Linked DNA regions of Homo sapiens: all the other regions are linked to region 2. The links are chromatin loops, found by intact Hi-C in ENCODE. Cell type or tissue: A673. All regions are shown on one strand.

Region 1 (8,000 bases), 340 kb after region 2:
TACTCATACTGAGGACAATGATGTATAGGTGTTATTTTTATTTTTTTTTTGACATGGAGTCTTGGTCTGTTACCCAGGCTGGAGTGCAATGGCACAATCTCGGCTCACCACAACCTCCGCCTCTCAGATTCAAGTGACTCTCCTGCCTCAGCTTCCCGAGTAGCTGGGACTATAGGCACGCACCACCATATCCGGCTAATTTTTGTATTTTTAGTAGAGATGGGGTTTCACCCTGTTGGCCAGGCTGGTCTCAAACTCCTGTGCTCAGGTGACTCACCCACCTTGACTTCCCACAGTGCTGGGATTACAGGTGTGAGCCACTGCGCCCGGCCAACATTATTATTACTATTCTTTGAGATGAAGTCGTGCTCCGTCTCCCAAGCTAGAGCGCAGTGACGCTATTTGGGCTCACTGCAACTTCTGCCTCCCAGGTTCAAGCGATTCTCCTATCTCAGCCTCCTGAGTAGCTGGGATTATATGCGCCTGCCAACATACCCAGCTAATCTTTGCATTTTTACTAGGGATGGGGTTTCGCCATGTTGGCCAGGCTGGTCTTGAACTCCTGACCTCAGGTGATCCGCCCGCCTTGGCCTCCAACAGTGCTGGGATTATAGGCATGGGCCACCGCGCCCAGCCCATTATTTTTAAAAATAAAAATTATCACCTACTAACCATATTCTGCCTGATTTTTTTTTAATTTTAATTTTTTTATTGAGACAGGGTCTCACTCTGCTGCCATGGAGTGCAGTGGTGCAATCATGGCTCACTGAAGCCTTGACCTCCCAGGCTCAAGTAATCCTGTCTCAGACTCCCTAAGTAGCTAGGACTATAGGCGCATGCCACCACACCTGGCGAATGTGCTTAATAATTTATAAAGCACATTTATGTCTATTTTTTCAACTGATACTTAACCTTGTTGGCTAGACAGGACAGGTTATCCTCAATACTCCTCCCTCCCCATTTTTAAATCTAAGAGACAGCAGTCACACAAATAATGAGTAACTGGGATAGGATCCACACCTGGACCTCTTGCCTACAAAGCCTGCAAGCTTCCCATTTTAACCTGCAGCCCCACTTTGGTTAGAGACTAGGTTTCACCATGTTGGCCAGGCTGGTCTCAAACTCCCTACTTCAGGTGATCCACCCGCCTTGGCCTCCCAAAGTGCTGGGATTACAGGTGTAAGCCACCGTGCCCAGCCAAAAACCCAAACCTTTTATTTAAAAGGATATTCAGAGGCCAGGAACGGTGGCTCACACCTATAATCCCAGCACTTTGGGAGGCCGAGGTGGGTGGATCACAAGGTCAGGAGTTTGAGACCAGCCTGGCCAGTATGGTGAAACCCCGTCTCTAACTTAAAAGACAAAAATTAGCTGGGCGGGGTGGCGTGTGCCTGTAGTCCCAGCTGCTCGGGAGGCTGAGGTAGGAGAATTGCTTAAACACGGGAGGCAGAGGTTATTGTGGTGAGCTGAGATCGCACCACCGCACTCCACCCTGGGCAACAGAGTGAGACTCCGTCTCAAAAAAAAAGAAAAAAAAGGGGATATTCAGGTTGGGCATGGTGGCTCATGACTACAATCTCAATGGTTTGGGAGGCCGAGGCAGGACGATACCTTGAGCCCAGGAGTTCGAAACCAACTGGGTAATATAGTGAGACTCTGTCTACAAAAAATAAAAAATGTAGCCGAGTGTGGTGGCATTACCTGTAGTTCCAGCTATTCAGGAGGCTGAAGTGGGAGGATCCTTTGAGCCCAGGAGTTTGAAACTGCAGTGAGTTATGACTGCACCACTGCACTCTAGCCTGGGTGAGAGTGAGACCTAGTCTCTAAAAATAAATAAATAAATAAATAGATTTTTTTAAAATGATGTTCATATTACCTGTTTGGGGAGGGTCTTGCCTCCATCGATACATGTAACTTCTTGCTCTGCTGAGACACCTGCTAGTTGCTCTGCCAAGTCATTTCCAGAAATGACAGGAGAGGTAAAATACAAAATAAGATATGTCAGGTATGAGAAGCTAGCAGGAGAGAGCCTGACTCACTACAGCTTCCCATTTCTAACTGACAGTGTTCCTGCAAAAAGGATGACAACTTCCCCAGGTACCATCAGTGAATTTATTTTTAAAAATTTAGTTTGAATATTCTCAAACATACATAAAAGTACACAGAACAGTATAGTTAAGCCACAAGTACCCATCACTCAATTTAAAAAATAATCAATATTTTGCCAATCTTGTTCCACCTAAGCCCCCATTCCATTATTTTCTTTTGGTTGGAATACTTAACAAACCTTAAAATGTCATTATACTTGCAAAAACTTCTGCAACACTGATAAGAATTCTTTTTTTATATAAACACTGTGTAATTATTATACCTAACAATATTAACAATAATCCTCCAATACCACTAAATATCCAGGCATCCAGTTCATATTCAAAATTTCCCAATAGTTTTAAAGCTGCTCTTTGCAGATTTATTGCAATCAGAATCCAAAAAAAGTCTCCATAATGAGCTTGTGATGTCTCTTAAGTCTTTTTCATTTTATTACAATTCCCCCTCACCCATTTTTTTCCCCTCTGTTTGTCATTGATTTGTCAGGTCATTTGTCTAATGAAATGTCCTACACATCCTGGATTTGGCTGACTGCTTCTTCATGAAATTAACTTTTATATATAATAAATTGAGCATTGTGCAACCACCACCATAACCCAATTTAAAATATTTCTATCAGCCCACAAAGATCCTTTATGCCCATTTAGAGTCAATCCACATTTGCATCTGCAGCCCTGGGCAACCACTAATATTATCTCTGTAGACTTGCCTTTTCTGGACATTTTATGTAAGTGGAATCATAAACTATGTTGGTTTACTGTTACATAAAACATTAAAAATTGTCCCCACTGATTTGAGATATTCCCTTCACAATATGTTAAATTTCCATATATATTTAGGTCTAGAAAGATGTTCCATTTGTAGACTGTTCTACATTTTTAATTTAAATGATTACATCTCTGAGGTATTATTTATCTTGTTCCTCCACCCCCGTTTCTACAAACTATGCAAACTGGTTGTTAGAAAACAGTCTTGAGTAGATTCAGGGCTTTTTTTTTTTTTTGGCAATGGGGGTGGGGGGCTGGTGTGTGTGTGTATACAGTACTTCCTAAGTGGCATGAGTATTTCTGATTGCAGCACATTAGAGGCACATATGGTCTTGCTGTCCTATTTTTTTAAGATGCTAAGATTGACCAATGGGTTCAGGTGGTATCACCCTGGTCCCTGTATTAAAAGGAATCCCATCAACCCTGCAACCTAATGGTTTTAGGATCCACTGATGATCTTTGCCTAGATATATAATTTAATTGGGGGTCACAAAATGATGACTTTTCTATCGTTCCTGCTGCAATTAGCTGAAATTTTTCTATTAAAAAAACCTTCAAGCCTGGACAACATAGGGAGACCCCACAGCTACAAAAAATTAGCCAGGTGTGGAGGCATGCACATGTAGTCCTAGCTACTCAGGTGGCTGAGGCGGGAGGATCGCTTGAGCCTGGGAGGTCAAGGCTGCGGTGAGCTGTGATCGTGCCACTGCACTCCAACCTGGGGGACAGAGTGTAACCCTGTCTCAAAAAAAACAAATGAAAAAAAAAACAACAAAAAAACCCACTTCATCAACTATCTGATTGTCCAAAATACAGTTTATACAGGAAGGCAAAATATTAATATATTCCTGACCCTTTATTTACTAGTTTTTGGAGTAATTAGTTGGGGTTCTAACAACTTACGATAGTGATAAATGAGGTTTTGGAAAATTATATAAATATGAACTTAAAGATTTTCATTGATTTATTATATTTCAATTCATAATCCAAGAATATTCTTTCAGTGGTAAAATATACTGAAAGAGCGCCCTCTGGGGATCAGAAAGTTTTTAACATAAGCAGGACATCTACTTTAGGGGTCTCTGCCTACGACTATTAAATAAAGTTCCACTTGCATAACACATAACATTATACTAGGACTTGAAAGTGTCAGCCTAGACAGGGTGCTGAATTTACAAAACTTTTCTTTTAAATAAAGAATCTAGGCCGGGTGCAGTGGCTCATGTCTGTAATCCCAGCACTTTGGGAGGCTGAGGTAGGTGGATCTCTTGAGCTCAGGAGTTTATGACCAGCCGGGGCAACATGGAAAAACTCTGTCTCTACAAAAAATTTAAAAAATTAGCCAGGTGTGGTGGTGTGTGCCTGTAGTCCCAGTTAGTGGGGAGGCTGAGGTGGGAGGATGGCTTGAGCCCAAGAAGCGGAAGTTGCAGTAAGCTGAGATTGTTGTCGCTGCACTCCAGTTGTCACTGGGGGACAGAGCCAGACCTTGCCTCAAAAAAGAAAAAAAAGAATCTACTTTCTCAGATGTCTGAAGAAGTGAAAGAGAATACAAAATGCCACTACAAAGTGACTAACTCACTGGGTCACAAATTACATTAAGCTGTAAGTCAGATCAAATCCTCTCTACATAATTATGGCCAGTGAAGGCTCTATACTATAAAACAGGAATCCACAACATTTAGGGGAGAAAAGGGAAAGTGTCAAAGCACAAATCTAGTTTCTAGCCTTCCGAAATTTAAGCTTCATGGATGTTAGCCTTGTGAGTCCAAACCTGGGTAAAATACTGACCTTCTAAAATGACAGCTCCAGATTCCTCTGCCTGGTCAACAACCCCTCCATACTCTGCAGAGCTGTCACTGTCAGAATCAGAACTACTAGACACCTGCAACTCTTCAGATACAGGATTCCTAGTCTCTGAATCATAAGTGGTAGCTGGCAAGTCAGGCTGGGTCCTGCTCACCTGAAAGTAAGCATCCAATGGTGCTCTCAACCTATGTACACAGAAAGACAACGGAATTATAGTACAATGAACTATCATCACAAAAACAATCTATAGTGATTTGAAGTAAATCCTATCACTTCAACCCATCTCCAGGCCATTAAATGCTGCCTTTGAAAGCTGAAGCAGGTATAGCAGATAAGGGGGGGAGACTGGCCTCCTAGATATTATTTTTTACCACTCAACCACTGCTACATTAGCCCACAAAGGAGCTTGATCCTTCCGTTAAAAGCTAATTCTATTTTACTGGCATCTGGCCATATTGTCAGTATCTTTAAAGGACAAACTCAGCAATCTGTATGCTGGTATTAGGTGGCTGAAAAGGGAGGGTTAGCAAGAAGAAAAAGGGCTTTGTTGCCCAAATATGGCCTCATGGGATTTTGCTATTGCAGTCACCCAGACCAAGGTATTTTGGAGTACAGTACAGGGTCTGGCTTCTGTAATTTCTTCATCTCTCATTTTAGGATAGTATTTTTCTTTTAAAATTTAAATAATGTTAGTTTTAAGATAAAAAACATAAATGATAATATGGCATCAAACAAAATAACTTAGAATGATGAGAAGACCTGGGGCCAAATCTAACACTCCAAATATATCTTGGCTGGCTGAGTTTAAAATAACCACTACTGTACCTCAGTTTCTCTAACTCCTGGAATAACAAGGCATACTCCAGTTTGAGCTGAGGAGTTTGAGGCCACTTTTGTCACAGAATTAATGAAACTTTATATTTAGTAGAGACAGGGTCTTACAATGTTGGCCAAGCTGGTCTCCAACTCCTGACCTCAAATGATCCACCCACCTTGGCCTCCCAAAATGCTGGAATTGCAGGCATGAGCCACCACACCCAGACAAATTAATAAAACCTTATACTAAAAACCAGGAGTTCCTGAGGAAGGATCTAGGGACACACACACACAGACACATTAGGCTAGCTGCGATGACTCATGTCTGTAATCCTAGCACTTTGGGAGGCCAAGGTGGGTAAACTGCTTGTGCCTAGGAGTTCGAGACCAGCCTGATTAACATGGTGAAACCCCATCTCTACAAAAAATACACAATATAGCCAGGCATGGTGGTGTGCTCCTGTAGTTCCAGCTACTTGGGAGGCCAAGGTGGGAGGATGGCTTGAGCCTGGGAGATTGAGGCTGCAGTGAGCCATGATGGTGCCCATACTCCAGCCTGGGTATCAGAGTGAGACTTGTCTCAACAACAAAAAAACAAAAAAATGACACCCAAAAAACTTGGGAGGCTGAGGCAGGAGGATCACTTGAGCCCGAGAGTTTGAGGCCACAGAGAGTGAGCGAGCTATGGTTGTGCTACTGCACTCCAGCCTAGGTGGCAAGAGAGAGACTCCATCTTCAAAAAAAAAAAGAAGAAGAAAAAATAAAAATTTAAAAAATGGCTGAGTTTGGTGGCTTACGCCTATAATCCCAGCACTCTGGAAAGCCAAGGCAGGAGGATTGCTTGAGGCCAGAAGTTTGAGACCAGACTAGCCAACAAAGTAAGACACCATCTCTATTAAAAAAAAATTTAAAACAAAAGGGCAACTAAGTATTACTGACAGGTGACCTACTAGAAGTTTTAATAATTATGACATTAAATAAAATATTGATTATTACCCAGAAACATTGTTGAGGACTGCTTACACAGAAAAATTTTATTCCTAATAGTTTGGCTGCAATTTATTGATGAATTAGGGCTTTGACTAAATGCTAACTAGAACAAAATAAACACTACTCAGTGTCCAACTCAATAGACAGAAGATTTTTTGACCTCTTAAAAAAAGAAATGTCAGTAAACCAAAAGGAGAAATAGCAATCAAGTTGCTTTTCTTTTTTGGAAATTGAGATATAATATACTATAAAATCCACAATTTAAAAGTGTTCAATTCAGTGTTGTTTTTTTTTAGCATAACCACAAGGTTATGTAATCATAATCATAACCATTATCTGGTTCCAAAACATTTTTGTCACACCTAAAAGGGACCCTGTATCCACAAGCAGTCATTTCCCCTCCTATTTGGTAGTCATGTCCTCTCTTTCATTCTTCATTTTAGTATTTTGAGTCTTCTCTATTTCTTGGTTGGTCTAGCTAAAAGTCTGTCAATTTTGTTGATCTTTTAGAAGAACCAACTTTTTGATTCGTTCATTTTCTCTCATTTTTCTATTCTCTATTTCATTTATTTATATGCTAACCTTTATTATTTCTTTCTGTCTGCCTGTGTTGGGTTTTGTTTGTTCCTCTGTTATTTAGGAGTGTGTTATGTAATTTTTACAAGTTTGGTGTGCAAGAATCACACCCATATAAGATGGTGAACTTAATCAGTAAATGTTGTGTATGTTGACTGCTCCACCCACCAGCCATTCCCCTCCCTCCCTCTCCTTGGGATTCCTTATTCCCTGAGACAAAACAATACTGAAATTAGGCCAGTTAGTAACTCTACAATGGCCTCTAAGTGTTCAAATTAAGGGAAGAGTCAGGCATCTCTCACTTTAAATCACTAAGCTAAAGTGATTAAGCTTAGTGAGGAAGGCATGTCAAAAGCTGGGATAGGCCAGAAGCCAGGCCTTTTGCACCAAACAGCCAAGTGGTGAATGCAAAGGAAAAGTTTCTGAAGAAAATTAAGCGCTACAACAGCGAATACATGAATGATAAGACAGCCTTATTGCTGATATGGAGACAGTTTTAGTGGTCTGGAAAGAAGATCAAACCAGCCACAACATTCCCTTAAGTGAATCCCTAATCCAGAGGAAGGCCCCAACTCTCTTTAATTCTGTGAAAGCTGAGAAGTGAGGAAGCTGCAGGAAGTTGGAAGAAAGCAGAGGCTGGTTCATGAGGTTTAAGAAAAGATACTGTCTCCATAAAGTGCATGAAGCAGCAGCAAGCGCTGACATTGAAACTGTACCAAGTTATCCAGAATATCTAGCTAAGACAATTGATGAAAGTATCTACACTAAAAAGATTCTCAGTGTAGATGAAACACCCCTCTATTGGAAGATGCCACGTAGGACTTTTGCAGCTACAGAGAAGTCAATGCCTGGCTTCAAGGCTCAAAGGACAGGCTGACTCTCTTGTTAGGGGATAATGCTGCTGGTGACTTCAGTTGAAGCCGATGCTCTTTTTTT
Region 2 (8,000 bases):
TGCCAAAGAGCTAGTTAGTGGGAATTTGGGAATAGGTAGAGCTTGAGTATCCCTTATCTGAAATGCTTGGAACCAGAAGTATTAAAAGATTTAGGAAATTTTTTTTTTTAATATTTGCATTATGCTTAACGGCTGAGCATGCCTAATAGGAAATGTTCCAATGAGCATTTCCTTTCAATACCATGTAAGTGCTCAAAAAGTTTCAGATTTTGGAGCATTTCAAATTTTTGGATTAGGGGCACTCAACCTGTAGTAAAATGTAAAATGGCTCTTATTCAGCATAAATAGAGGCATGCCCCCATCAGGGGTCATTTCAGAGTTCATCAAGATTCTGAGATAAAAAAGCATGGTACAGTGAAAACAACAAAATTGACTTTCCTGTTTCAGAAGCCAAAAGTCAGACGGTTTGTATCTAATTGAATAAAAGAAACTTGAAGTACGTAAGTTAAAACTTGAGGTGTATCCCAAACCATGGGAGCGTTGAAGAAGCTTTTGAGATCTGGGTGCCATGTTTGGAACACACTGATGTGACAGGTTGCCTGGACCACAAACCCTGGCTAGGAAATGGGCAAGAGCAAGACCCAGGCATCGGGGGAGAGCCAGGTGCCATGGTGCTGAGGCTCTAAGCAAGGGAACGCAACGTCATCCTAAGGAACGGGTCCTGTATGTAAGGCTCAGGGGCCAGTGCACACCTGAATTGACACCGCACAGGATTCAGGTCTGCCTTTAAGAACATAATGCAGGGTTGGGGGCAGTGGCTGGTGCTTGTAGTCCCAACACTGGGAGGCTGAGGCAGGAGGATCACTTGAGGCCAGGAGTAAGAGACCAGCCTGAACAACATAGTAAGAGCCATCTACAAAAAATTCTAAAATTGCCTGGGTGTGGTGGGATGTGCCTTAGTCCTAGCTACTGAAGAGGCTGAGGTAGGACACTGGAGCCCAGGAGCTCAAGGTTACAGTGAGCTGTGATCACATGCCACTGCACTCCAGCCTAGGCAACAGAGCAAAATCCTGTCTCTTTAAAAAACAAAAAGTATCATTTGGATTTAAAAGACTTTCCCAGGGTCCAGTGAACTAGCACAATGCCACAGACTTGTAAGTTGGTCATAGTTTGATGAACTGAAATGTTTATTGAGCATCTAAGAACATAGGAATCCCCAGGCCTTATTATTTTTAATAGTTTGGCCCACATACGGACAAAACTGACTTCTACCTTCCTAACAGAAATCTTCCATTTCTACTTATGAAGAAAATAGCTTATAGCCTGTGGAGTCACTTAGGCATATTTTCTAAGGCCAAATTGCTGCCATCATGTAGAAGAGGGGGAGCCCAGTAGTGCTACCGATGAAGTCTTGCTCATACAAATAGCGGCTGACTTGACTGCAAAACCCAGGGCCCACCCCTAAAATAAAGCCTTACATTTGTGTATTCTGGCATTCTGGAGATGAGACTTCTAAACGGCTTTTGCTGGCTTTGGAAACACTAAAAAAGTATTCTGGAAAAAGTGTGATCCTCAGCCTGGATCTCATCTTCCTAGCTGCAACATTAGCTTCCCTTCGATTTCACCACAGCTTCAGAATGACTGCCTAATGGATTTCAGGCTGCTCCTGTGACACCTTACAGAGGATGCTGTTCACTCCTGAATTACGGTTTTCTGTTTGAAAACACGAAATATGCGAGTTATAGACTGGGGATAAATGTGGAGAGGGTCCTGAAGTCAAGGAGAAGATTTTACCAAAACTAGAGCACTTCAATGGAGAAGTAGGCGGAGTGTGGTGGCTCATGCCTGTAATCCTAGCACTTTGGGAGGTCGAGGCTGGTGGATTACTTGAGGTCAGGAGTTCAAGACCAGCCTGGCCAACATGGTAAAACCCCATCTCTACTAAAAATACAAAAATTAGCTGGGCGTGGTGGTGTGCACCTGTAATCCCAGCTACCTGGGAGGTTGAGGCAGGAGAATCGCTTGAACTGGGGATGTGGAAGTTGCAGTGAGCCGAGATTGTGCCACTGCACTCCAGCCTGGGCAACAGAGCGAGACTCTGTCTCAAAAAAAAAAAAAAAAAAAATTGCCAGAAGCAGATGAAAGACAACCACAGGTTTAAATGAAAACAAGCTGAAACAATGCAAACTTTTTATACTAGATATTCGACTTAAAAATATCTCAATGAAGGGTTAGTTTTCTCAAAAAAAAATGAAAAAGAAAACAGGAAATAGCCCTCAACTTATGGAAAAGAATGAAATCTCCCATTCACTGGGTAGTTATGCAAAGGCTTTTTCTTCTACCATTTTCCATTAAGCAGAATAAAACTTGAGAATGAGTTAGGATTGTTTGTTAGACTATAACATGCTAACAAAACCACTTTCATCTGCCCTGTCTGGGAAAATGCGGTGGATACAGGACATGTGGGAAGGCAGAGAAACATTTGATTTATATGGCCCACAAGAGAAAATGTTTACAACTTCCCTAAGCAAATGTACTGCAAATTATTACACATAATACCTGTGTACATTCCTATGCCATTCAACTCTTGGCATTACCGATTTTTGCCTGGTAGCAGTGCAAAATTGAGATCTTTTTTTAAAAACTAAAGCCTGTTTTTTGGCCAGGCACAGTGGCTCACACCTGTAATTGGGAGGCCGAGGCGGGCGGATCACACGGTTAGGAGTTCGAGACCAGCCTGGCCAATATGGAGAAACACCATCTCTACTAAAAATACAACAATTAGCTGGGCATGGTGATGGGAGCCTGTAATCCCAGCTACTCGGGAGGCTGAGGCAGGAGAATTGCTTGAACCCGGGAGGCGGAGGTTGCACTGAGCTGGAGATCGTGCCACTGCACTCCAGCCTGGGTAACAGAGCAAGACTCCATCTCAAAAAAAAAAAAGTAAAGGCTGTTTTTATTGGGGGAATAATTAAGAATTGACTCAGTATAGACATGGAAGTGAGGAAAGAAAATATGTGAAAAGAAAGGAAGAAGAAATTATGGAAGTCGTGTTTCTAGGGCCCAAATCAAGAGAAATCTTTTGCTAATCATTGCTCTTTGGAGCCAACCTGTTCTTCGACACTAGATGGCGTCATTCACTCACCTCAGCTCATCTCTTGGCAAGAGAAAAATTTGATTCCCAGTTGGGCATAGATTTGGGAATCTCCCCCAATTACTTCCTGCCATTTCTGCTTTCAGCTGAAGCCACCCAGGCAAAATTTTGAAGGAACTTGAAGAGGCTATGGGTGCAAAAAGACTGGGTTAAGCATCCACACCTCCACCCTTACTGTCCTCTTGCACACTGCTGCTGGGGGATGAATACATTAATACAAGCAGATAGTATGTGCTTCGATTTCCCTTACTGCTGGTATTACTCTTCTAATTTTTTTTTTTTCCTCGAGACTGGGTCTTGCTCTGTCTCTCACACTGGAGTGCAGCGATGCGATCACAGCTCACTGCAGCCTCAACGTCCTGGGCTCAAGCGATCCTCCTGCCTCAGCCTCCTGAGTAGCTGAGAGGGCAGGCACGAGCCACCACGCCCAGGTAATTTTTAACTTTTTTATAGAGACAGGTCTCACCTTGTTGCCCAGGCTGGTCTTGAACTCCTGGGCTCAAGCAATCCTCCTGCCTCGGCCTTCCAAAGTGCTGGGATTACAGGCATGAGCCACCGTGTGCAGCCTAATTACTTTAAGGACCATGGTCAGTGGTGTTCTGGTAAACATGTAACAATCAGTTCTCCAAAAAAGGGATGAGGAGCATTGATTTGTAAGCCTTTCCCAATTTCACTGGTATAAATACTTCCACGGTGCCTGGTTTCAAGCCAACAACCTGAGTTGGAAGGAGAGGCGCAGGAGCACAGTGCTACATAGTATTTCCACCTTACAGATAAGATAGACAAAAATAACCTGAGGAGCACACCTGATAGTAAAATGTAGTAAAGAAATTAGGGCCGGGTGCGATGGCTCACACCTGGCCTTGGGAGGCCAAGGCGGGCAGATCACCTAAGGTCAGGAGTTTGAGACCAGCCTGGCCAACATGGGGAAACTCTATCTCTACTAAAAATACAAAAAATTAGCCGGGCGAGGTGGTGGGCGCCTGTAATCCCAGCTACTTCGGAGGCTGAGGCAGGAGAATTGCTTGAACCCAGGAGGCAGAGGGTGCAGTGAGCCGAGATCATGCCACTGCACTCCAGCCTGGGCAACAGAGCAGGACTCCATGTCAAAAAAAAAAGAAAAAGAAAAAGAAAAGAAATTAGAATGCAATGTGTTGAGAGTTTTAAAAATCTTTTCTTAATGTAATCTATTTAATTGTAAGTTTATCCAATTTAATTTTTTTTTTTTTTTTTGAGATGGAGTCTCACTGTGTTGCCCAGGCTGGAGTGCAGTGGCGCGATCTCAGCTCACTGCAGGCTCCACCCCCTGGGGTTCACGCCATTCTCCTGCCTCAGCCTCCCGAGTAGCTGGGACTACAGGTGCCTGCCACCTCGCCCGGCTAATTTTTTGTATTTTTAGTAGAGATGGGGTTTCACCGTGTTAGCCAGGATGGTCTCGATCTCCTGACCTCGTGATCCGCCAGCCTCGGCCCCCCAAAGTGCTGGGATTACAGGCGTGAGCCACCGCGCCCGGCCCAATTTAATTTTTAACAATGGTTTTGTTTAGCCTCCAGCTCACAAAATTTCTGAAAATTTAACAATTGGCTTTTGCAAACCTGTGCAACCTGGCTCCAAGCCCACCCATTCCAGTCCTATTTAAATGATCACTGCCTTCATGACTGTTACTTAATCCCCAGTTGTTTTCATTTTGTACCTGTTTCTGTTTTTCTCAAGAAAACTTACCAAGACTTGGGTTCATTTAAAGTAGCCCTCTTCACACAGTGGCAGATAGTTGTAGGTGACAAATCTTTGTCAAATGCTTGGGACTTTTCCGGAAGGGGGTGGTGCTGATTGGTTGGTTGACTGATTTGTTCTCACTTACTAGGACCTCAGCTGGCCGTTCTCTAGCAGTTATTCAAAACATAGAACCAATGACAGAAGAATTCACTATGATGCTTGTTAAAAATTCATGTTTCTGGCCAGGTGTGGTGGTTCACGCCTGTAATCCCAGCTCTCTGGGAGGCCAAGGCGGGCAGATCACTTGAGGCCAGGAGTTCAAAACCAGCCTGGCCAACACAGTGAAAGCCAGTATCTACCAAAAAGTACAAACTTTTGCCGGGTGTGGTGGTGCACACCTGTAGTCCCAGCTACTCGGGAGGCTGAGGCCAGGAGAATCTACTGAACCCGGGAGGCAGAGGTTGCAGTGAGCTGAGATTGTACCACTGCACTCCAGCCTGGGCGACAGAGACCCTGTCTCAAAAAAATAATAAAAATTCAGGTTTCTGGGCCCAACCCCAGACCTACTGTGTTACAATCTCTGGGGATCTGTGTTTTTAAGATGGTCTCCATATGGTTCCTGCCCACATGAAAGTTAGAGAACATTTATTTTGATGTAGAACAATCAATTTTTTTTTTAACAGTCCAGGGGTCTGGTTTGTTTTTTGTGCCATTTTAAAATCATTTATTTATTTATTTTTCGTAGAGATGAGTCTCCCTATGTTGCCCAGGCTGGTCTTGAACTCCTGGGCTCAAGCGATCCTCCTGCTTTGGCCTCCCAAAATGCTGGGATTACAGGTGTGAGCCACCACGCTCGGCCTTTTTTTTTTTTTTTAATACCTATGAAGCCATTAATTCAAGAGGATTGGGTTCCAGCAGCTTGGGTTCGTTTTCCCTGTTCTCACAAATTGTGCTTCTCTGGCTGGAGCAGGCTGGCACTTCAGTTGAACCCAGGTACTCTCTGGCTTCCTTCTCTTTTTTTTTTTTTCTGAGATGGAGTCTCCCTCCGTCGCCCAAGCTGGAGTGCAGTGGTGCAGTCTTGGCTCACTGCAACCTTCGCCTCCCAGGTTCTAGAGATTCTCCTGCCTTAGCCTCCCAAGTAGCTGGGACTACAGGCACGCGCCACCATGCCCGGCTAAGTTTTATATTTTTAGTAGAGACGGGGTTTCACCATGTGGGCCAGGCTGGTCTCAAACTCCTGACCTCAGGTGATCTGCCCGCCTCAGCCTCCCAAAGTGCTGGGATTACAGGCGTGAGCCACCGTGCCTGGCCGTTTCCTTCTCTTTTGATCATTTTCCCTCACGTGTTTCTGAAGGCCTTCCCAGCTCTTGGAGTGCTTGGTATGCTCCATACACACACATGAATTCTCTTGGCAAGAATCATGCTGTTGTTTGTTTCCAACCATGCCAACAGCATACTAGATACATGTAGTCTCTTCCTCTTTTGCCTTGGTAACATCTGTGGGGCATTCCTTTTGCCTTGGTAACATCCGTGGGGCATCTCTTGACGTCTATAACATCTCCTTTCTTGTAGGTTCGTGTGGATGTGGCCAGAGGAACAACTCCATGTGTTCTAAAAGGCCTGAGAATATACAGCAGGTACCTCTCCTCTTTCCCCATGTTCATCATTGTGGTGACGGCAGTTCTAGTTGAAAGGACTCTCTTGGTAGATTTTGGTGCAGACAAATCTGTTAACATTTTTTCCTTATGGCCAGTACTTTCTGGATCATATTTAAGAAGTCTTTTCCCAGCTCAAAACCCCAAATATATTCTCATCATAGTGTCTTCCTTCTCTGCAGCTCTCGTGCTAAAGTCTGATCAGTGTTAACATCATTTGAGTCATCTTTTAATCAAAATAACCAGCTAGGATCCTTGGTTCATGTAGAGCCCCTATCTTCTTCATTTTCTTTGTTTTCATTTTTTTTTTTTTTTTAGACCGAGTCTTGCTCTGTCACCCAGGCTGGAGTGCAGTGGCGTGATCTCGGCTCACTAAAACCTTTGCCTCCTAGGTTCAAGCGATTCTCCTGCCTCAGCCTCTCGAGTAGCTGGGATTATAGGTGCCTGCCACCATGCCCAGCTAATTTTTGTATTTTTAGTAGAGACAAGGTTTCACCATGTTAGCCAGGCTGGTCTCAAACTCCTGACTTCAAGTGATCTGCCTGCCTCGGCCTCCCAAAGTGCTGAGATTACAGGTGTCAGCCCCCGTGTCTGGCCTCTTCCTCATTTTCTTTTTTTTTTTCTTTTTTTTTGAGACGGAGTCTCGCTCTGTCACCCAGACTGGAGTGCAATGGCATGATCTTGGCTCACTGCAACCTCCGCCTCCCAGGTTCAAGTGATTCTCCCACCTCAGCCTCCTGAGTAGCTAGGATTATAGGCGTGTGCCACCACACCTGGCTAATTTTTGTATTTTTAGTAGAGATGGGGTTTCACCATGTTGGTCAGGCTGGTCTCAAACTCCTGACCTTGTCATCTGCCCGCCTCGGCCTCCCAAAGTGCTGAGATTACAGGCGTGAGCTACTGCACCTGGCCTCTCTTCCTCATTTTCAATCCTGACTCCATCCCACCTTTTACCCCTCAGCATATAAACCCTCAGCTCCCTCCCATATTACACATGCACATCTGCACTCTGCAGCCCCCGGTATAGCCTTCCTCCATCCTTCTTTTCCCAGTTAACCTTCAGCAAATGGCTAATCTATGTCTGTTGCCTTCCTTGTCTTCCAACTGTTTCCTTAATCATCTGCAATCTGGCTTTTGCCCCCCCACCATTCCACTAAAGTCGCTCTCACTAAAGTCACCAATGGCTTCTTTGCCCATCCAGTTGGCCCTTCTGAGCCCTTATGTATTAGTCCGTTTTCACACTGCTGATAAAGACACACCCAAGACTGGGTAATTTATAAAGAAAAAGAGGATTAATGGACTCACAGTTTAAGTGCCTGGGGAGGCCTCACAATCATGGCAGAAGGCAGAAGGCAGAAGGCACGTCTTACATGGCGGAAGACAAGAGAGAACTTGTGCTTGGGAACTCTTCTTTATAAAACCATCAGATCTGGTGAAACTTATTCACTATTATGAGAACAGCATGGAAAAGACTCACCCCCATGATTCAATTGCCTCCCACTGGGTCCCTCCAGTGACATGTAGGAATTGCAGGA
Region 3 (8,000 bases), 320 kb after region 2:
ACACCCATAGTTCCAGCTACTTGGGAGGCTGAAGCACAAGAATCACTTGAACCCAGGAGGTGGAGGTTGTAGTAAGCCAAGATTGCACCTCTGCACTCCAGCCTGGGCAACAGAGCAAGACCCTGTCTCAAAAAAAAAAAAAAGTAGAGAGGGACAGAAAAAAAAAGGTAGAGAGCACGGTGGCTCATGCTTGTAATCTTAGTAGTCTGTGAGGCTGAGGTGAGAAGACTGCTTGAGCCCAGGAGTTTGAGACCAGCCTGGGAAACATGGCAAAACCCTGTCTCTACTAAAAATACACAAATTAGCCGGGTATGGTTGGTGTGCACCCAGCTACTTGGGAAGCTGAGGCACAAGAATTGCTTGAACCTGGGAGGTGGAGGTGGCAGTGAGCCGAGATTGCGCCTCTGCACTCCAGCCTGGGTAACAGAGCGAGACCGTCTCAAGAAAAAAAAAAAAAGGACAGACCAGGCGCAATGGCTCACGCCTATAATCCAACCTTTTTTCTTCTGCCATTGACTTGTTGTGGAAGCCAGATCAGCTGTCTTATAGAACGCCCACAACCCGGACTTGTGTATATGCTTTCTGTGCTATCATTAAACTTGTTCTCCTCTATTCCCTGCAACTCCAGTCAATGAAAGTTAGCGCTAGCTTCTAGAGTGGCACTATACAATATGGTGGCCTCTAGTCACACAAGTTTATATTTAACTTGATTAAAATTAAACATTAAGTTCTTCCTTGGCACTAAGCACACTTTAAGTGCTCATGTGACTAGTGTGACTGTACTGGACAGTGCTACTCTAGGCCTTAATCAGACTCAGGTTCAAGAACATCTCAGCTGGGTGCAATGGCTCACGCCTCTAATCCCAGCACTTTGGGAGGCCAAGGCCGGCAGATCACTTGAGGTCAGGAGTTCCAGACCAGCCTGGCCAACACGGTGAAACCCTGTCTCTACTAAAAATACAAAAATCAGTCGGGCATGGTGGTGGGGTGCCTGTAATCCCAGCTACTCAGGAGGCTGAGGCAGGAGAATCACTTGAACCCAAGAAATAGAGGTTGCAGCAGTTCAGTCAAGATCTACAAAGCAATACGGAAAGCACGACTCATGGAAACCAAGCAATCTCACATACACACATATGCGGATATGTGGGATTACAGAGCAGAACTTACACTTTTTTGCTATATGAGCTTCTGTAAAAAAAGTTCATGTTTTCCCTTACCAATATTTTAAGCAAAACTACTTTTTATATGAAAGTAAAAAAGTAACAGGCTCACCAGGGCAGAATTTGCTGCTTCATCCCCAGTACACACCAGGATGTTGCCATCATTCTCTGGGCTTTGGAAAATGGCATTTTTGGTCAATAGTTTGCAAGTAGGTCCTCCAAAAAATGTATGTACAGGCTGGCAGGAGCAGATTGGATTTCCAGTGTCATCCAGTCGGTAGGACATTTCCATCAGCACACTTCGTATGGTGGTGTGATTTTTATCTATGGGACAGAGAAATCAGTGCTGCACCATGGGGACGCTACACAAAAAATTAACCAAGTACCCAAACCTCACACGCTTACAACCTAGTTGGATGGAAAAGCCATAAATGCATTAAACCATCAAGAACAGTTACAAAACAAATGAAAGAACAATATCACAGCATCAATGAAATTTAGAACCGTAGGCTAGCATCAGTGAAATTTAGAACCATAGGCTAGGAATCAAGTTATCTACAATAGCTTTTTGCTTAAGAGAAAAACAATTCTGTGAGTTGTCTGTTTTAGTAAAATCAGTCTCCTGCCAGACCTCTGCTAGGGGATTTCTCTCTCAAGAATTCTCAGTAAAAGGTTTTTCCCTTCCCCCAGTGAGAACCTCATTAGCCCCTGGGACTGCACATTTTTATAAAGTGAAAGCATGCTATTACAGAAAGGGAAACATGTATCTGAAATTCTGCTGGGAGGCAAACAAAAGCAAGATAACAAAATAGGACCCCCAGGCTTTGTACACCAGTCACAACAAATCACAGTCTTGGAGACAGCCGAGCTGTGGGATGATGAAGAGCCAAAGGGTCTGAAGTGGTACTGGGATGTTTCTCAGCTCAAACAAAACTTAAAAACATGAGTAGACCCACCCACAACTAGCAGAAGTGTGAGCATTTAATGACTAACTCTGACTATACATCTGCCTGACTGTTACAAATGTGTTTAATACAGTTGTTACCTCAGCATCTGTTTTTAGGGCTAGCATAAATTATTTGAAACCCAGATGTACCCTGTCAACTTTGGCCTAGTTAAAACATCCCTTCCCTGAGCAGAGGTTTGAAATATAGCCCACTTGTCCCTCCCCTCCACCCCTACCCCACCCCTAAGGGAGCAGGCCTGTCCTGGATGGCTCCCCCTTCTTCCCATTGGCCCCTGAAGCATGCTGCCCTCTTCTCTGTGGGATCTGTCAAGTAAGCTGATTCCGTTATTTCCTGTGTTTTGTGCACTGCCTCCTTTGTGTCTCACCTGACCAACACACCTGAACCTAACTTGTTTCCTAGTCAGGGCTCTTCTAGAGAGTCACTATCTCAAGGGAAATGAACTAGACACAGTTCAGACAAGAGCCACAAGGGTACCTGCCAGTACAAACAAGTTTCCTGTGAGAGGGACATCTGGTCATGGGTCAGGCAGGCATTAGGCCATCTGCCAGGACAGAGGAGTATCCTGTGAAAGGCAAACTATGAACACCCACAACGAACTCCCTAGTGTTTGGCAGGACAGGGCTAGAGTTTATAGCCACTCTCCTGACAGAGACCTCAAGACCAAATTAGAAAGAAAAAACCTAGAACACTGACCATCAGTACAGTTTACCAGGAATTTAGATTCATGCCGCTTAGCCTAGAAAGAACCTGTGAATGAAGCACAGTCTGCTGTTATGCGTTCCACCTCTGATTCCAGAGGCAGAGATGTTCAGCTGGCTGGGCACACACAGCCACTGTTGTCCATTTCAGTATGCCAGCCGGGCTACTACATGGCTGCCCTAATCTGGGCCTTTCTCTCAGGGGAAGTAAGAGGCAGGCAGAAGATACGAAAGTGATCTCAAGGTGGCTCAATGACCTAGAGCTGGCCCCCTTGTTCCACTACTGTTCTAAACTGTAGGGGCTCCTAAGTGGCTAATTCACTTCCAGGAGTACCTGGCAGAATATGCTCCAGTCCTCACACGTAAGGAGCAGGGAGGCAGGCTCTGTGGGGGAGCTTGGAGCCACCATACTCCCTGTAGTAGCAAGAGCTACAACACACCTCGTTAGCCTGTGAGCGGTACCACAGCCACCCAAAGGGTAGGATCAAACCCTCCTTCCCTTTTCTCTACCACTGTGCTCCCAAATAAGCTATGGGAGACCCCAGCACTACTTACCAGGCCTGTAGGTCACAAGACAGTGCCGGGAGCTGTTCTCTGTCTGAAAGTCTATGCAGCCCCCTGGCTCCAAGGGCAGCACATGAGGCCAATGAGAAAAGTCCATTTTCTGTTCCCAGAATGAAGCATCCTCCAAGGTTCCAGCCAGCACCCCACCATATGGAAATGCAGCTGAGGCAGCTCTGGGCATGTATGACAGGGAGACCAGTGGGCATCTGAAAGGAAAGTAAGGAAACTGTATCTCACACTCCAAAACTCGGACGGCTCCAGACCCCACTACCAGACCTCAAGCACATTCCCACCTCTGCAGAGGAGGTTAAACGCCTTTAGTCACTATCCTCTGATATCTGATAAAAATTATCAACCCTCTCTGTAGAAACAAAAGGACATACATATAATATTCTGCAACTAATTTCAGGTGAGATACCAGATGCTCTAAAAGAAAAGGAAAAAAAGAACTAGGAAATTTAAGGGATACAAGATCACAATTACTATGAAGCTTGACTGATGTGAAGCTTCTGGAAATGGGTTTAGCCACATAAGAAAAGTCAGAAAAGAAACAAAGCTTATATACATAACAAAATAAAGATCCCAAGTTGTAGTTGACAGACCCCACAATTAAAATACAGCTAAAAGCAGCTACATTTTAATTCAGAAACAGGACTGTTTTAGGTTTTCTAAATTTCCTTCTGCAAGCATATGACCAGGACTATGCGCCAAGAATTCTCTCAGAAATATCATCCTTCCGACTGTGTTCCTATCAACTCATTTCTGCTATGAAGTCGTTCGTGCCAAAGTTGCCAAAGTGTCTACTTTGCCTGTTTTATTTTCCCTGTCACAATAAAGGTAATCAAAGTAAACAAAAATAAAAATGAACATTACATACAAATATTCTTTCCTTGCTATTTTAAAACTTGCTGTGTTTGGCTGGGCATGGTGGCTCACGCCTGTAATCCCAGCACTTCGGGAAGCCGAGGTGGGAGAATCACTTGAGGTCACCGGTTTGAGACCAGCCTGGCCAATATGGTGAAACCCCATCTCTACTAAAAATACAAAAGTTAGTCAGGTGTGGTGGCACACGCGTATAGTCCCAGCTACTCGGGAGGTGGAGGATGCAGTGATCCAAGACTGTGCCACTGCACTCCAGCCTGGGTGACAGAGTGAGACACCATCTTAAAAAAACAAAACAAAACAAAAAAACCACTACCACCAACAAAAAAAAAAAACCTTGCCATATTTTACTGTCTACTCTATTTGGGCCTAGGTTTCAGTAAAGAATTATTACTTTAGTGGTATCTTTATGTTTGGCTCTCCTTGCTCTTTTTAATATATCCAGTTGGAAACATAAATTATCTGTTAAGATACTTCAGATTTTGGCCAGGTCACAGACCCTACTCCCTTTTTGATAACTTTATACCTACAGGGCAGCTCAACACATTCTAAGACAGAGTGGTGCTGGTGGCCATCCATCCTCAGAACTTGGGCTCACTTTATAAACTTCTCAATCTCATAACTGGATTAAATGATAAATAATAATAATATGGTATCTTCAAACAAGTTGGTTTAGCTTTGGATTAGGGAAGTTTTAAATCACTTTTGATTAGGTTACCCTTAACTGATCTCTTCCTATGTGCTAGACATGTGGCTATTTTTTTTTTTCTTGAGATGGCGTCTCACTCTGTTGCCCAGACTGGAGTGCAACGGCGCAATCTCGGCTCACCGCAACCTCCGCCTCCGAGGCTCAATAGATTCTTCTGCCTCGGCCTTCTGAGTAGCTGGGATTACAGGCGTGTGCCACCACGCATGGCTAACATTTTTTTGTATTTTCAGTAGAGACGGGGTTTTACCACGTTGGTCAGGCTGGTCTCGAATTCCTGACCTCCTGATCTGTCCGCCTCGTCTTCCCAAAGTGCTGGGATTACAGGCGTAAGCCACCGCACCCAGCGACATGTGGCTATTAAAGCAAGTCTACATTGACCAGATTTTACAGATTAAGCTCACAGTGGGCCAAGAAAATACAACTAAGGTCACACAACTTCTAAGTAGTGGAGCTGGGTTCTGAATATAGATCTGACTCTATTTTGCCATGTTAGATGATTACTATGAACCTGGCTATACTTGTACCAGAACTCTCCATCATATGAAATAGCATGAATACAAACTCTTATTAATAAGAATGTTATTGATTCTGAAGTGAGATCAAGTGGATCTTCAAAAAATTTGTGAGGATTTCTGACTAACTGTGGAACACCCACTGAAGAGACGATTAACACAATAATAAGCCAAGAGAAAGCTGCTACCACCAGGAAAAGAGTGAGTGGCTCCCTACCTGGCTTTCTGAGCTACTAACTCCTGCACATGACTGCTCGTGTTTCGCACGTCATATACCAGAATTGAACCATTGGCCAGTCCAGCATAGATGTAGTTAGCCTCATCAAGACACCAGCAACAGCTCCAGACAGGACGTCCAGCATTATAAGTCTGGACCACGGTATTTGTCTCCAGGCTGTGGAGTTACAAAAGACTTTTACAACTGCATTAAGAAAATCAAATACATGACAAAGATGTAAAGATTATCATTTAAATGATCATTAATCCTTACTGAGAACACACTCATACTCCCAAACTATCTGGATTCCCTATTTTTTCTAGAATCTGCCCAGGTAACTCCTTTAAATTCCATAACATTTGTTTTGGGGGCCACAGGTTTTCCTCTTGAGTTCTAAGGAAATAAAATAATAAATTAAAAGGGCTGGACATGGTGGCTCATGCCTGTAATCCCAGCACTTTGGGATTCTGAGGCAGACAGATCACTTGAGGTCAGGAGTTTGAGACCAGCCTGGCCAACATGGCGAAACTAAAATACAAAAATTAGCCAGGTGTGGTGGCATGCACCTGTAATCCCAGCTACTCGGGAGGCTGAGGCAGGAGAATCACTTGAACCCTGGGATGCGGAAGTTGCAGTGAGCTAAGATCATGCCACTGTACTCCAGCCTGGGTGACAGAGTGAGACTCTCTCTCTCTCTCAAAAATAAATAAATAATAACCCAACCAACACTCTGGTATGTAACATTTTTCTACCTTATTTTTAAAACAATACTTATAAAGGCACGGAGCACACTCACATCTGGTTCACAGTACTCACAGAGCATGTGACAGATAAAACGCTGTGACTAAGGGTATAAAAGAAGTCATCATGGTACTCAAGGGCAGTGAGTGCTTGGTGAACATCTCTGTTACACAGAATTATCCAGGTAACAGACCAGGACCAGGAGTAAACAGTACCAACCTGGTATGGCGACTCTGATGTCAGGCACCAAAGCTTCCTCCATCCTGTCATTCCACAAACTTTAAAGACGGGGTTTCACCATGTTGGCCAGGCTGGTCTCAAACCCCTGACCTCAGCTGATTGCCTGCCTCGGCCTCACAAAGCGCTAGGATTACAGGCGTGAGCCACCACGCCTGGTCTCCACCAACTTTAGAGTTTTATTCTCATCTCCTTAAAATATACTTAAGACATATTTTGTAATATACATAGTTTCAAAGAAACAGGAAACATACAGTTTTGTAACCTTCTGTGCCCACTTCTAAAAGCAATATATTTTAAATGGATCTCAGAAGACACAGTCTCAGACCAAAAAAAACAGAGCTAAGGTCGGCTGGGCGCAGTGGCTCACGCCTGTAATCCCAGCACTTCAGGAGGCCGAGGCGGGCGGATCATGAGGTCAGGAGATTGAGCCCATCCTGGCTAACACAGTGAAACCCCGTCTCTACTACAAAAATAGAAAATATTAGCCAGGCATGGTTGCAGGCGCCTGTAGTCCTAGCTACTCGGGAGGCTGAGGCAGGAGAATGGCCTGAACCCGGAAGGTGGAGCTTGCAGTGAGCCGAGATCCCACCAGTGCACTCCAGCCTGGGTGACAGAGCGAGACTCCATCTCAAAAAAACAAAACAAAACAAAACAACAACAACAACAAAAAACAGAGCTAAGGTCATCATAACACCGATACGAATTCCATGCTACTCAACACCAAAGAGCCCAGTCTCCACCTACTTCCCCAAATCACTCACCTGGTCAGTTTAATAGTGTTGTCTAGGGAAGCAGAGAGTAGCAAGCCTCTGAGGTAACTGCTAAACGCCAGTCCACGGATCTGTTTGCCATGCATCGGAATGTACTGACTGCTCTTCATGTTGGCAGTACTCAACATCTTAACACCAAAGCCTGAAAAAGGCAAAATAGTATGAAATAGATCACTGAAAGTGAACCTAGGGCAATTCAAACTAGTTTTTCAAGTAGCTCCTTCGTCCACCTTTCTTGGCGTATAAGTCCTTGGGAACCAGCTGGTCAAACAAAAATTCTCTAGTGTTACAATTTATTCATTTATTTTTGAGAGTTGGCCAGGCTGGAATGCAGTGGCGTAACCTCAGCTCACTACAACTTCTGCCTCCCGGTGATCTGCTCGCCTCAGCCTCCCAAAGTGCTGGGATTACAGGCATGAGCCACCACACCTGGCCTATGATTCATTTAAAAAAGTACAACCCAGGCCAGGCATGGTGTCTCACCTCTGTAATCCCAGCACTTTGGGAGGCCGAGACAGGTGGATTACCTGAGGTCAGGA

What was found. A loop is a pair of places that touch in the nucleus more often than their neighbours do. Peaks named below come from ENCODE experiments on the same cell type or tissue, not always from the same donor. Only the 100,000 strongest peaks of a DNase experiment are listed, where the experiment ranks them.
Region 1: a loop joins it to region 2, with 4 times the contacts of the local background. A loop is called at or near these places in 9 of 110 quality-filtered maps.
Region 3: a loop joins it to region 2, with 14 times the contacts of the local background. A loop is called at or near these places in 19 of 110 quality-filtered maps.

Annotation. Positions count from the first base shown.
Region 1 is chr16:74,647,256-74,655,255 of GRCh38, forward strand. RFWD3 (ring finger and WD repeat domain 3) reads right to left here. Exons shown (of 13, transcript NM_018124.4): 3 at 4,665-4,867; 4 at 1,877-1,947. Among named protein-coding and RNA genes, the nearest start is that of RFWD3, 16 kb to the right of the region's middle. In A673, a CTCF peak has its summit at 3,917 (motif pointing left); a DNase peak (open chromatin) is centred at 5,166; H3K27ac peaks cover 3,389 bases.
Region 2 is chr16:74,306,914-74,314,913 of GRCh38, forward strand. It overlaps PCHILR (prostate cancer associated HIP1 interacting lncRNA), which reads left to right and starts at 6,424. Exons shown (of 2, transcript NR_186416.1): 1 at 6,424-6,447. It also overlaps the pseudogene RPL21P118. In A673, a CTCF peak has its summit at 3,068 (motif pointing right); a DNase peak (open chromatin) is centred at 3,098.
Region 3 is chr16:74,625,071-74,633,070 of GRCh38, forward strand. RFWD3 (ring finger and WD repeat domain 3) reads right to left here. Exons shown (of 13, transcript NM_018124.4): 9 at 7,453-7,603; 10 at 5,711-5,887; 11 at 3,382-3,596; 12 at 1,273-1,484. Among named protein-coding and RNA genes, the nearest start is that of GLG1, 22 kb to the left of the region's middle. In A673, no CTCF peak of the experiment used is centred here; no DNase peak of the experiment used is centred here; H3K27ac peaks cover 4,288 bases.